3 separate regions of the Homo sapiens genome follow, and all the other regions are linked to region 3. The links are chromatin contacts, found by Hi-C in ENCODE. All regions are on one chromosome and are shown on one strand. Each heading gives the region's core, a stretch centred on a gene start or an enhancer-like site at or near the end of the contact. The rest is flanking DNA. Distances are from core to core; before and after follow the strand shown. Region 1 holds the start of BROX (BRO1 domain and CAAX motif containing). Region 2 holds the start of MIA3 (MIA SH3 domain ER export factor 3). Region 3 holds the start of RAB3GAP2 (RAB3 GTPase activating non-catalytic protein subunit 2).

What was found. Hi-C counts contacts between places; a loop is a spot of excess contacts on that map. Pooled maps may share reads with other maps.
Region 1: a map of CD4-positive, alpha-beta T cell shows a loop between it and region 3 (13-fold over the local background). The contact joins the promoter of BROX here to the promoter of RAB3GAP2 in region 3. A Hi-C loop is called at or near these places in 2 of 168 maps with a recorded cell type or tissue (CD4-positive, alpha-beta T cell and naive thymus-derived CD4-positive, alpha-beta T cell) and 16 of 50 pooled maps.
Region 2: a pooled map shows a loop between it and region 3 (15-fold over the local background). The contact joins the promoter of MIA3 here to the promoter of RAB3GAP2 in region 3. A Hi-C loop is called at or near these places in 6 of 50 pooled maps.

What each region holds. Positions count from the first base shown.
Region 1 is chr1:222,711,293-222,715,560 of GRCh38, reverse strand. BROX (BRO1 domain and CAAX motif containing) reads right to left here and starts at 2,997. Exons shown (of 13, transcript NM_144695.4): 1 at 2,619-2,997. It overlaps AIDA (axin interactor, dorsalization associated), which reads left to right and starts at 3,070. Exons shown (of 10, transcript NM_022831.4): 1 at 3,070-3,353. The coding sequence starts at 3,244. RefSeq lists enhancers at 1,800-2,019, 2,388-3,302 and a silencer at 2,970-3,189.
Region 2 is chr1:222,615,336-222,619,585 of GRCh38, reverse strand. MIA3 (MIA SH3 domain ER export factor 3) reads right to left here and starts at 1,489. Exons shown (of 28, transcript NM_198551.4): 1 at 1,343-1,489. The coding sequence starts at 1,475. RefSeq lists enhancers at 449-508, 789-1,671, silencers at 1,192-1,451, 1,622-1,691 and a cis regulatory region at 2,497-3,079.
Region 3 is chr1:220,270,577-220,275,512 of GRCh38, reverse strand. RAB3GAP2 (RAB3 GTPase activating non-catalytic protein subunit 2) reads left to right here and starts at 3,060. Exons shown (of 35, transcript NM_012414.4): 1 at 3,060-3,290. The coding sequence starts at 3,176. RefSeq lists an enhancer at 4,465-4,936.

The sequences.
Region 1 (4,268 bases), core at 1,748-4,247, 2.4 Mb before region 3:
TTTTGTTATTTTTTTAGTAGAGACGGGGTTTCACCATGTTGGCCAGGCTGGTCTCAAACTCTTGACCTCAAGTGATCCACCCGCCTTGGCCTCCCAAAGTGTTGGGATTACAGGCGTGAGCCACCGCGCCCGGCCTCAGGTTATGTTTTGTCTATTTATGGTGGTCTATGTTCAGATCAGGCCTATAAAAAAAAGCAGAAGAGCATTTGAAAATCTGCCCACAATAACTTCAATGTTAACATACATATATAGGAGCAGTAATGTTTAAACTGTAATATACATAAAAATCACCTGGGGGTGGGTGGTTTTGTCCAATGCAGGCTCTAATTCAATAGCCTGGGGCAGGACCTGAGATGCTGATGCTGCTGGTCCCCAGACACTTTTGAATAGCAAAGTACTAGATTTTGGTTGGACAACTGCAAGTAAAAAGGGCACAGGACCAGATGAACGTAATTTCCAAAACGGGTTCAAATGGTAACCCTGATTATATCGCTAAGGCTACTTGTAATACGTTTTAAGTTAACTGCTGTATTTCCGACATATTGCTGACAACAGTGGATTGGTTATAGCATGTGTTCTACAATAAAATGTACTTTCCAAAAAATACCTAAAGAATATTTTTAAAATAAAAATGTAATACAATACTTGATCAATAAATTCTATTATAAAATGAAAACATTGGGCTGGGCATGGTGGCTCATGCCTGTAATCTCAGCAGTTTGGAAGGCCGAGGTGGGTGGATCGCTTGAGCTCAGGAATTTGAGACTAGCTTGGGCAACATGGTGAGACCCGGTCTCTACAAAAATCAGCCGGGGATGGTAGCCACGCCTGTGGTTCTAGCTACTGGGAAGACTGAGGAGGGAGGATCCCCTGAGTCCAGGAGACGTAGGCTGCAGTGAGCCCTGATCTCCCCATGGCACTCCAGCCTGGGCGACAGGGCAAGATCCTATCTCAAAAAAGGAAAAAGGAAAAAAAAAACAAAAAACAAAAACTTGGAACACCACCTAAGTGAGATGCCAACTTAAAAAAAAAATTAAGTTCCATGCCTTCTACTTAAAAAAAAAAAAACGCGCGGTGGCTCACGCCTGTAATCCCAGCACTTTGGGAGGCCGAGGCGGGCAGATCACAAGGTCAGGAGATCGAGACCATCCTGGCTAACACGGTGACTCTACTAAAAGTACAAAAAAAAAATTAGCCGGGCATGGTGGCGGTCGCCTGTAGTCCCAGCTACTTGGGAGGCTGAGGCAGGAGAACCCAGGAGGCGGAGCTTGCAGTGAGCCGAGATGGCACCACTGCACTCCAGCCTGGGCGACAGAGGGAGACTCCGTCTCAAAAAAAAAAAAAAAAAAAAGCAGCATGTCTTGTCTAAATGTCCTTGGGTAGGTAGTGCAGCAGATAATAAGGAGAAAGCCCAGGCGAAGACCTAAACATGGCAATTAGATTCCAGGAAGTAACTGAGAAAAAATTCTGATAAGGTTCATTTAATTTGAAGGCACTAAAAAATTCTGACAATCGACTTTTCCTAGTATTAGAAAATAATGGTGGCTGTACAGTGTATGAAATGCCTACATTAAGTGCTTCCTTTATGCTATTTATTCATGACAAAGCTGGTTTTGAGGAGCACCACATACTTAATGAATAGAGAATACAGTGTGTACCCAACGAAAAACTGAGCAGGTTTATTTAGGACTCAAAACATTTAACGAGTTATTTCAGAAAATATCATCTTCTACACATCTTCCATATAAATTCCGATAGCCTAATACAGCATCTATGTGCCTACAAATAATATCACACTCAGCACTTGAGGCTGCGAAATCTTCCACAAATACTTCTTTTAATGCGGCCTCCTACTTCCTGGATGAAAATGTCTGAAGTTTTGCGAATCTTTACTTCAGGAAAGAAGAGGGTTTCTGCCCCTGCCCCATCTTCTCCCCTTCTGCGACCCGGCGGTCTTCAGTTTTCGGGAGTTCCTAGGGTGGGATAGAAGAACGACACACCCACCCGCAGGGACAAGGGTGCCTTTAGAGCCACCAATACAACATTCGGATCGAAGCTGTAAGCTAACACACTTCCACAAGAGGACTCCCGCTCCTAACAAGGGACCCCCACCCCGGAAGCCCCGAGTCCCCAGAGGAACCTACCTGAGCGCCGCCCCCGAGCTCTGAGCGCCCACTTCCTGTTTACCACCCAGCCTCTTCCTCCCGTGCCCAGTCCCGTTCGAGGCAGCGGGCGGCGACCGTGCGCACGCGCCAACACTTGAGTTCCCCTCTTTCCAAACAGGCATTTTTGTGGAAAGCCGATACTGTCAACCCGGGAGAGGTGGCCAGACAACGGCCGAACGAACCCCAGTTTAGCTTGTATTATAAGCTCTCCAATGACCAATGGAGATGCGGGGCAAGGGGATTCAGCGGATCTAGCTGTTAATGCCACTGATTTGTGGTGACCAATATGGATTTTCTTTCTGTCGTTTGTTTCAAGGCACTAGAAGGAGACTTTTGGTCCACTGTCCAGGGGTCTATGGAGACTAATGTAAAAGGGGGTGATCCTATTGCTTGAGACTCCGGGGAAGTAGCGGGGGATATTACTGAGAAACACCCATCCTCTGACATACTTACCAAATTTCTCAGAGTCGGTTCAGCAGTTCTTCTAAGGGAAGAAGGGCAATATATCGGAGTCCACAAGCGAGAAAAAGAGGGAGTCGGAGAACCGAGACTACAGAACCAGGGTGACGGAAAACCAGGACGGCGCCAAGCCGGAGTCACGTGACCCGGCGGCCATGATAGCTACCGAGGCGGTAGTGCGCGCAGCTCAGGGGCGGGTATTGCCGCGGCGTTGCAGTCCCCTCAAAACGCTTCGTTCATCATCCCTTTCTAACTTCTCCCTCGGCCTTCCTTTTGAGCTATGGTCTTTTTCCCAGACAGGAAGAGAAGAGTTGCCCCTACCTCCGGAGCCGAGGGAGAATGCCGCAATAGCGATGGCGGCCCTCGGCGCAGTGGGGCGGCCTCAACCTAACCCGGGGCGGGGCCTCGGGGGCGGGGTCTCGGCGGGGCGGTCGCTTTGGAGCCGCAAAGTTTGGCTGTGGCGGCAAATGGGCTTGGGCGGCTCCTCGGCGGGTGGCGGTGGTGGCCGTAGCGGTTCCTCCTGGCCCTGTTAATGTCGGGGCCAGGCCGGGGGAGGATGGCGCCCTAGAACCCGGCCTTGCTGGGGTAGGGGCGGGAGGGGACGGGGTGGGGACCGGCCATGTCGGAGGTGACCCGGAGTCTGCTGCAGCGCTGGGGCGCCAGTTTTAGGAGAGGCGCCGACTTCGACTCTTGGGGCCAGCTGGTGGAGGCGATAGACGAGTATCAGATGTGAGTGACTAACCGCGGGAGCAGGCCAGACCGGCTCCAGTCGTGCGCCTCTCCCTTGTTTCTGTCGGTGTCTCTCATCACCGTATCTGCAGCCAAGGCTTCTCAGGGTGGGGCTCCGCAGGCACTGGGGCTGAGATCCCTCGCCACCAGCCCCAGCGAGGCTGCTCTAGGGACAACGGCTCCGCTCTCTGGGGTGACTCGCCTTCTTCCCTCTCCGCCTCCGCAGGGACAGTTCCATTCAACAGGTAGCCCTTCTTTCCTGGGGCGCAGGCCCCAGCAGGCTATCTGCTTAGTTCCTTTCCACCGTCTCGCGGGTCCCCCACTTGGCAGTCAGTTTCCTTTCCTCCTCCTCTCCCAGGTTGCTTTTCCTCGATTTCCTTTTGAAATTCTCTGAGGAATACTTGTGTGTTCTCCGCCCACGTTCCAAGGATGAGTGGCCTTGCTCTGTGTGTGTCTTCCTTCTTCCATGCGTAGGAAAGGAGGGAACTGTTTGCGATTGAGGGGATGGGGGGGAGCCCAGGAAGCAACGAGGGCCAGGGATACCTCTTCTGCCAAAAGAAGGGTCTCCTCTCGCGCTCCTTCTCCACCCCTCTTTCTGGTGAGCCGTGTTTTCAGAATTCCACCTCGATTTCGTTTCGGTTTCTGGGACTGTTATTTGGTAGGCTGTGAGTCCCACCCACCCCCTCGCTCGGTTGCCTTGGGTGGAGTCCGCGCAGGATGTGAACCGAAGAGAGCAAAATGTGAATTAATGGACCACGCACAGGAGCTCCACGCCCTCCTTGGATCCCTCCTCCTTTTCCTGTATATAATGTATAGCCGCAGGGTACAAGTGAGTACCAGTTTCCTTGAGCAACCTAAGACCAATTTCTTGCCCTTTCTGGTTTCCACAGAAAACTTCAGGGTTGTCTTAAAAAA
Region 2 (4,250 bases), core at 240-2,739, 2.3 Mb before region 3:
CCAAGAAAACTAAAGGGAAAAATCATGGCAGTTGTACCGCTTTTGTAGTGTTTATTTACATCAACCACAGGGTTATCTCTAGGAATGGCTTCACACTCATTAGAGATCTCTTTTCTTGATTAGTGTTGTAGAGATACAAACAGTTCATATTATGAAATTCGGTTTTGATAACATCAATTTGAATATAAATAGCTAAACCATAGAGTTCTTGGCCTTCTTAAAATGAATACGTTTCTATAGGCATTGCTTAACAGTGTATGAAAAACCGTTTCTGCAGTGGCTATCAGTAAGTTACAAGGTTGAGACGGTCTGGGAGGCCCTAAAATGATCCTGGTCCGGCGAACATAGAGGGAAGAGGTTTCAACACGCAAGCGGCTAAGGCTAAACCAAGCTTGGCTTATGAGACCCTTGGAGTATTTACTGTCATTCCTGTAATAACCTTCTTCATCTGAGCCTGAAGATCTGTGCCCTCTCCACCGCCCACCTCCAATCCCAGACTGGAGAGCAATTCCGCTTCCTGCGCACAGAAGAGGAGGCTGCCGGTCCCAGGTGGCCGGTGCAGATCCTCGGTCTCTGCAGAGCGAAAGATTTTGGTCTTCCTGCAGTCCTGCCTAGCAGTCTGCAAGGCGGCTTCCAAGCACAGAAACGACAGGATTGATCAAAGTCGGGGCAGAGACCTCGGAATACAATGAGTGCTTGGACTCCAGACTCGTCCCAAACCTAAACTCCCAATTCCTGTTCAAAAGGCGGTACAAGCCCAAATCCCAATAAAGCAGAAGGGCAAAGGAGCAGCGCCAGGGAGCCTTTCCAAACAAACCCCACCATCAACCTGCCACTGGGAAAACGCCCACCGAGCCCTTAGCGCATCTGCCGGGGTGATGCACCCACCGAGGTCCCCGCAGCGCGGGCAGGAAAGCTTTGGTTGCGGCGTGGGGAGCCCAGACGCGCGGCGCGCAACCACATCTACCCTCCGAGCCCAGGCGGATTGGGGGGGTGGGAAGGGGACGCTGTGAGCCACTATTGGGGAAGCCGGGGACCACCGCAAGCAACCCCCCGCCTCAGCAGAGGAAAAATAAAACGCTGGCAACAAGTGGGAGGTGCAGCCCCCATGGTCAGGCCCGAGGGGCCGGGCGCAGGCAGAGCGGGAGAAGGCAGACACAGGGACCCGGAGCGCGCCCACCCCCGCGTTCAGCCCATCCCGCCTGCGACCCCCGGGCCGGCCAGGGGCTGCGGAACTCCCGTCCCCGCACAGCCCAGGCGGCGCCGCCGCGGAGACCCCCGGGGCCGGCGGAGACCCCAAGGCCAGCCGCCCCGAGGCCAGCCGCCCCTCCAGCGCACTCACTGCTGCATTCGTCGTCCGCGCAGAGTTTGTGCTCCGAGAACCGCCGGCCAGTGCTGGGGTCCAGCTGGCCCGGCACCCGCCAGGGCAGCCGGAGCACGAGCAGCCAGACGAGCAGCCCAGGCGCCGCAGCCATGTTGTGGTCACCTCGGGGAGCCGGTGACGCGGAGGAGGAGGCCGGGGCGGGCGCAGAGGGGCGGGACGGGGGCGGGGACGGGGCGGGGACGGGGGGGCTGGGGCGGGGGCTGGGGCGGGGACGGGGCGGGGACGGGGGCGGGGACGGGGGCGGGGGCGGGGGCGGGGACGGGGCGGGGACGGGGGCAGGGACGGGGGCAGGGACGGGGGCAGGGACGCGGGCAGGGACCAGGCGGAGCGCCGGGGGCATGTGGGAAGACAAGCGCAGAGGGGCGGCGCCCGCGAAGGTCTGAGCAGTTTCCGACTGACACGTCAGCAGAGGCTCTAGGAGGGATGCGGGAGACCTCCAGGAGGAGGACTGACAGCAGCCTCCTCCTCTCCTCGAAGCCTTCTCCTCTGGTCGCTGCCGTGGCAACCAGGACTCCCTCGCCCAATCACCTGCCTTTGCCCCAGTCCCTCGCAGCACCTCCGCGTGACTCCATTCTTAGTTCACCCCTCCCCGCGCGCTTGGGTCCCCCAACCCTGCGCCATCTCAACAGGTCCCTTCTGGCGCCTTCTCGCAGTTTCTGGTTTGTGGCCTGTCCCGAACCAGCCCCCCACTTCACCCCGCTACTTCACCCCGCTACCCCCACTCTTGGCATGGTACCTCCTTTTCTGAACTGCCAAATCCCACCCGCGATTTGCCACTGTTAGTCTCTGGTTTCAGGCTCCCTCCTTTTCAGCCTCCCAGGGCTTCCTTGGGGGCACCATCCCGTGGTGCTCTTTGATTAAGAAAGGGGGAGGTGAGTGGAATAGGGGGCTGAGGATATAAATCAGAGCCCGTGGCCTGCTTGGTCGTTGATAGAAATGGGTAATGGTCCTTGGGCTGAGATCTTGAGATTCCTAGATCTATATCCATAGGAAAAAAGTAAATTAATTTAATAACAGTGTGATGAGCTTCCATTTTATACTTATTTCATGCCAGAATTAAGATTAATCTTCACAACAATCGCACCTTAGAGTAGTAGGTCCTATTATGATCCCCATTTCAGAGATGACTACCTTAAGGCATTCAAACACCTAGTGAGTGATGGAGCTAAGATTCAAACCCAGGTAGTATGCTCCTTTTTAATCACAGCTCTGTAAAGCCTCCATCAAGCAACAAGCAATTTTTGTACTTTCTTTCTGAGCAGGGAAGCAAAATCTTATTTAAATCATACTATAACTGGATGATTTATATGTGCAGTTAAAAAAGCGGGGGACTGCATGAGCAGGTCAGCCCAGAGAAGAGTGGCTACAATGCTCTCCAGAAGAGTGGCTACAATGCTCTCCAGCCCTGGTTGAAGAACTTGGCATCTGTCTGTGACCAGCAGCTTCTCATTGCAATCTCTAAGGTTACTCATCAACCTTGAACAACAAACCCAGCAGCTGGTTTCCCAAACAAATCGTATTACTTAAAAGCAAGAAGAAAGAATGTGGCTTGTCTGTGCAATCCATTATATCGAATAAGGAAAAAACGGTAAACAGATGCTCACAAATTTTTGTCTGTAGGAGCCGTGAGAGTTCCTACTGGGCCAATGTAATTCCAATGCTGTCTTGAGAAATATACATTTGGTAAGGTCACGGACAAGCACTTTCTATCCAAGTAGTAGTTCTGTTCATTCTTCATTTCTTTTCTACTGTGTATTTATTTGTTTTAATATCTTAGATGTGTCTAATAGGCATCTCTAACAATATGTTGAAAACCAAACTCTTTATCTTTTTCTCTCAAACTCTGCTCCTTTCGGTCTTCCCTATTTGAGGAATAGGAATGACAATTTAATTCCTATCTTCTAGGTGCTTAAGCCAAAAACATACAAACCATCCTCGACCTCTTTTTTCTCACACCCAAGTCCAATCCATCAGACAATCCCATGTCTTTTTTAATAGCTTTGTTGAAGTATAATTAACCTACAATAAATTGCACATGTTTAAAGTGTACAATGATAATTTTTGACATATGTCTACACCCATGAGACCATTACCACAATGAAGTTAATTAACATATTCATCAACATCACCTCTGAAAGAGTTCTCATGATCCTTTATAATCCCTCCCTCCCTTGTCCCAGCTGTCTTCAGACAACCTTCTGTCACTGCAGATTGGTTTGCATTTTCTAGAATTTGATATAAATGGAATAATATCGTATACATTCTTTTTTTGTCTGACTCTTTCACTCAGCATAAACATTTGAAATACATTCAGAATCTGACCACTTCTCCCCATCTCCAGTGCCAGCAGTGCAGGCCAGGCCACCCATCTCTCACCTGAATAACTGCAATAGCCTTGTCATGTTCTTGCTTCTGCTCTTGCCCTTCCAAAGTCATAGTCTCAATAGTAGCTAAAGCAATTGTTTTATGAAATAAATGTGGTCATGCCTCTCCCCTGCTCATAACCTTCCCATGGCTTCCCATTTCCAAGTAAAATGCAATTACTTTTTTATGGAGTACACTGTCTTATTTAATTTTACTCCTCTGCCCTTTTACCCTCATTTCCTAACACTCCTCCCTTGCTCTGTTGGTTCCACTCAGATACACCAAGCCTAATCCTGCATTCGTGTATCTGCACTTGCAATTTTCCGTCAGCCTGGAATAATTCCCCAAATAGTCTGCCTGGCTAACTAGTTTCCTCACTTCATCGTGTCTCTGTAACAGTGCCATATCTTACAAGTGAGGCCTTCCCTGATACCCCTACGTAAAACAGAACTCCTTCTCATGACTAGCTGGCTCATCACTGTGCTTTATTTTTCTTTAGAGC
Region 3 (4,936 bases), core at 1,811-4,310:
TCTTCCACACTACTTCTTTTCCAAGGGACACCCCTAGGGATCTAAATTAATCTCTCCCTTATTTCTCCCACTGCCCTTTATCCAAAAGCCATCCATGGTACTCATCACACTCTGCTCTTAGAGCATTTGTGTTTGTCTGCTTTTAAGTAGTGAATCTCTGGATCACTTGTCCTTATTGCCTTACTGTGCTTACTACAGTATCTTTAATGTAAAAAGCACTCCATAAATGTTTGTTGAATAATAACTGTAAATAGCCCTTGCTTCTGCTCAATCTTCAATTCAAGGATGACCCTTAGCACAGCTATGAGGTAAGGCTTCAAGGACTCTCCACGCCCTTGCTATGCTCCCCTTACTTTCCCTTAGAGATGTCCAGTACCCTCACATTTTCTCCTGCTGACCCAAGCTTCTTACTAGGGTGCTTACACAGACCACTCCTTCTAAGCAATTCCAGCTCCCAGAACTTGCCATTCCCAGTCTCTTACCAAAACCTACATATCCCTGGGATGAACTTTAGAGCCCAGCCTCTTCATTTTATAAACCAAGAAACTAAGTCCCAAAAAAGTGACATGAATTCCCCAAAGTCATGATTCCAAGTCCATTGCTCTTTCTCTCACATCTGCGTTTAGTGCCCATCCTGCAACTCAACCCCTTCGCTTCAAGCTGCTGCTAAGGATTGGCAAGGGGCTGCTGCTTATCTTCCTCAGTAACACATCTCTCTCTTAACAACAGTCATCTGTGCTCTGACTCACACTAATGGATACTGGAGGAAGTTCACATTGGTACCTGGACTCATCCTGTTGTTATTTTGGTCACAGTGCTTTTCCTACCTCCTGAACCCAGACCTCGGAGAGACACTGTCAATGCTGGGATATGTAAGGCCTGCACATTTTTGCAATGTGCTTTCTTATGACTGTGGAATAAGTGATATTCACTGTCTGATGCAATCCTCCCACATGCCGCAGAAACCATGGTAGCAGAACTCCAGAGGCATCCCCCCCTGTTGCATTACAACTTCCTGGGGGAAGAGTTCAGTTCATGAATGTGTTGTAATTTCTGTGAAGGGTATCTAAAGTCCTTAAAAACATCCATGAATGATCCTTTTCAACAGTACTTGGAAGGAAGTCAGGGACTTCACCATTAAAACTGAGCCAACACAGTAATGAAATTCAATGACCACCACAGGAGACATATGAATGCCTCAGGGAAGAACAAAGGCCAGCAAAATCAGCCAACAGCAGTTACTTCCACAAAATGCATTTACCTGAATAGGAACTTGAATGGTTTTCAAGGAATGACAGTCTCCTTCCAGAAAGTGTCATGTGTTTGTTATTCGTCCAGTAACACTAAGAATCTAAATTTAAATTTTGGTTTAGTTTGGGATTGGTGCTGGATTTTAGGGAATAATCTTATCAGGGCTGGATTATTCTAGTTAGTGATGATCTGAGGAAACACTGCATTTCTTCAGATGGAAGAAGGGAGCACTGGCAGCTTGCTTTTTCTGAAAGCTTTGATTACAGAAGTATAGGTCCCTGATGCTTAAAGGGACCTTACAGCACATCTGATTCAACTGCCTTTTATAGGTGAAGAACTGATTCCTGTTAACCTGATAACATAGAAATTGCCTATCCTATTTTGTGAAAATCATCCTACTCTAGAAGTAGGAAATAATGGAGTAGGAACCTGGGCACTAAATTATAGTTGTTATATTATTAGGACTAAGTGTGTATGTCCACGGGCCTGACAGAAATGAATGCTCTGGACCCCATCCACTTGCCTTTCATTTGTTCCTGTGCCCTTTTTTCATACAAAGTGGATGGCCTCTTTAGGTTTCCTTTAGGAAATGTGTAAGTGCCTACAGGCCTTTGTGCTCACATTAAAATAATTTTTTTTGTTTTTATTTTTTGGAAAAATAACTTAAAGTCTGCTCAGAGACAGCTCAATTTCTTTATTTTAAAAATGGGATAAGACACACTATTTTTAGATGGCATTTGTGACTATCCAAATGAACAATGTAAAGTACTTTCAAAAATAGTGCTTTGTCAAAGAAACAAGTTATTCTATTTACTTTATGTATGCATTCCATTTATTTCTTCAGCAAATATTTATGAAGCACTTACTAGCATGATCACAATTTCAGTTAAATAGTTAAGTACAGTAGTCCCCCCTTTATCCATGGGTTCATTTTCCACATAATTATTCAATTTAATTATTAGTTATTGTTAATCTTTCACTGTGCCTAATTTATAAATTTAACTTTATCATATATATGTATAGGTAAAAACATAATACACATACATAGGTTTCAGTACTATCCATGGTTTGAGTCATCCACTGGGGATCTTAAAACATATCCCCTTGGATTAAAGGGAAATACTGTAATTAATTGCTTACTGCCTGTATCAGTCACTAGAATTCCAGCTTTCTGGGAAAAGGTACTTCTTCTCTTTTGTTCTCTAATGCTCAGCACCCTGCGTGGCTGGCATTTAAAAGACTAACAAATATTTGTTGAATGGATGGATGAATGCATGAATGAAAAACCAAATGAATAATGAAAACAAAAGTGTATAATACACTATAACACGTACTATATTGGGCTTGCGTAGTACTATGGGAATCTATAGTAGGAGCATTTAAAGCCAGCCTTGACGGGGCTAATCTCCGGAAGAGCAATTAATCTTTTCAAAATCCGACTCTTGCAGGATACGGTCCCCCACTGGCCTGCCACTAGTTTAAAACGAATTAGTTTCTGTGAAACATCAGGATCGTGCCAATAGTAGGGGACCAATAAGACTGAATAAGTCAAAGGGCTGCGCGGACAAGTCCAATTAGAACACCTCTGGCTAAAAGCCAGAATGAATGAAAGGGTTCATGCCTCGGCGTAGACACACAACTGGGACTGAAAAATCTGCCCCAAGCCTCCACGTCGACTTTGGCTCCACCTGCAGCGGCGGCGCCGTAGTCACGTGACCCGGGCCCCCGCGCCCTAGGCGCCTGGGCCAGCCTGCGCCTGCGCAGTACTCGGAGACAGCGGACCCGTGTCAGTGACAGCTTCCGGTTTGGTTTCTCCGCCTTCTGCTTGGCTAGAGCTATTGGGGCTCGGTGGCGGCCGCAGTGGGGTGGAGGGGGCAGGGCGTGGTGAGGTAAGGTGAGTGCCGTAGTGGGGTTCCCTGGAGCCATGGCCTGCTCCATTGTCCAGTTCTGCTACTTCCAGGACCTCCAGGCCGCCCGGGACTTCCTCTTTCCTCACCTGCGGGAGGAGATCCTCAGCGGCGCCTTGCGGAGGGACCCCAGTAAGTGCCTCTCTGGCCTCGCCCTTCCTTCCCTCGTCACCCGCGGCCTCTGCTCACGGGTTCGAGTCTCCTACTCGCTCTGCGCCTCCTGCCTCTGCCCTCTGGACCCCCAGTTCTCCCCGTGCCTCCCCTCCGCTCCGGGATGACACCCTGCCCACCTCGTCCTGAAGCCCCATTTGTGTTGTCTTCCTCTCGACCCAGCTTTTCTCCTTAGGCCCTCTGACCCCTGGCTAAAAACTGCGTCTTGTTTCCTCTCGCCTCTGCCTATCACCGCTTTCTCCCTCCCTCCCCCCACCCCCACACATTCCTAGCTTTCTCTCTGAGTATCTTCTCCGTCTCCCATCTTCAGCCTGGGGTCGTTCCCTGTTTCATGTTGCCTGCTCCGTGATCGCATCCTCCCCGTTCCTTGCCACATGTCAGCGCTCCACTCTGGTATTGCCCCAGCTCCCACTCTCTTCCATCCCGGAGACTGTGGCCTTCTGCTACCTCCCATTCCGAAAGTGTTGATCATCCCCCCACACTCTCCCTTCTTTCATCTGCATTTCCCCCATTCAGATTTTGAGAACAAATGGCTGACAAATGAGTGACTCTTGAGGTAAGACTCTCTCAAAGAAGGAAAATAACCTGTCAGGAAGTGAACGAGAATCTACATTAGGAACTAAAATTACAGTGACATAGCCAAGAAAGGTTAATTTGCTTTATTGAAGCCTTCCACCTATTTTTATCATCAAAGTGTTTAATAAGCCTTTCCCCAAGTAGTATAAAGTTCCAAGGCTGGTTTATTAGATACTATATAGGCTTTCAGAATTTCGTACATTTCATTTTGAAAGGGTGTGCCTTGTGTTTTATTTTATTTTATTTTATTTTATTTTATTTTTGCATTTCCAACCTGAAGCACATTTGGCTTTGTAGTACAGCGCTCTCACTTTGTGCTATACCGGAATGGTGATATAAAGCCCACTAAGCTCCTCTCCCTTTTTTAGAAAATTTAGAAGATATCAAATCGAACCCATCTGTGAATGATTGCATACTTTGTGCCAGTCATTGGTGCTACAAACCAAATAAGGTTGGTGGACCCTGCTGTAGGAACTTCTGGTTTACAGACAAATCATTAACTTCCATTCAGTGTGACTGAGATATACATGAGGCATTTTCTTGAAGTGGTGATACTTAAGCCTACCTTTGAAGTACTAGTTAGAGGAGTAAAGGAGCAGTAATAGCATGTGCAGAGGAAGGGAGGCCTGAAATGGCATGGTATTTAGAGAACTAAGAAAAGCTGAATGGCTGGAGAGGAGGATGGGAGAGGAAGAGTTGGGGCAATGAGGCAGTAGTAGTAATAAGGAGCTAGACCATGAGAGGCCTTGTGAAAATTGTGGCGTTTCTCTGAAAGTTTAAGTAGAGAAATGACATTGTCAGATTTGTACTTAATGTAATCAACAACATTTGTTGAAGACCTGTAATGTGCTCTGGTAGCAAAGTGGAGGAGAGATTGGAAGAAGGGAAATGGATTGGGAAGCTCTTCCAGTAATCCAAGCAAGAAATTATGTGAGCTTGAATTAAGAACCTTAGTAGGATGAAGATGAAGGACTAGATTAGAAAGACGTTAAGGAGTTAGAATCTGCAGGACCTTGTGAAGGTCTGGTGAT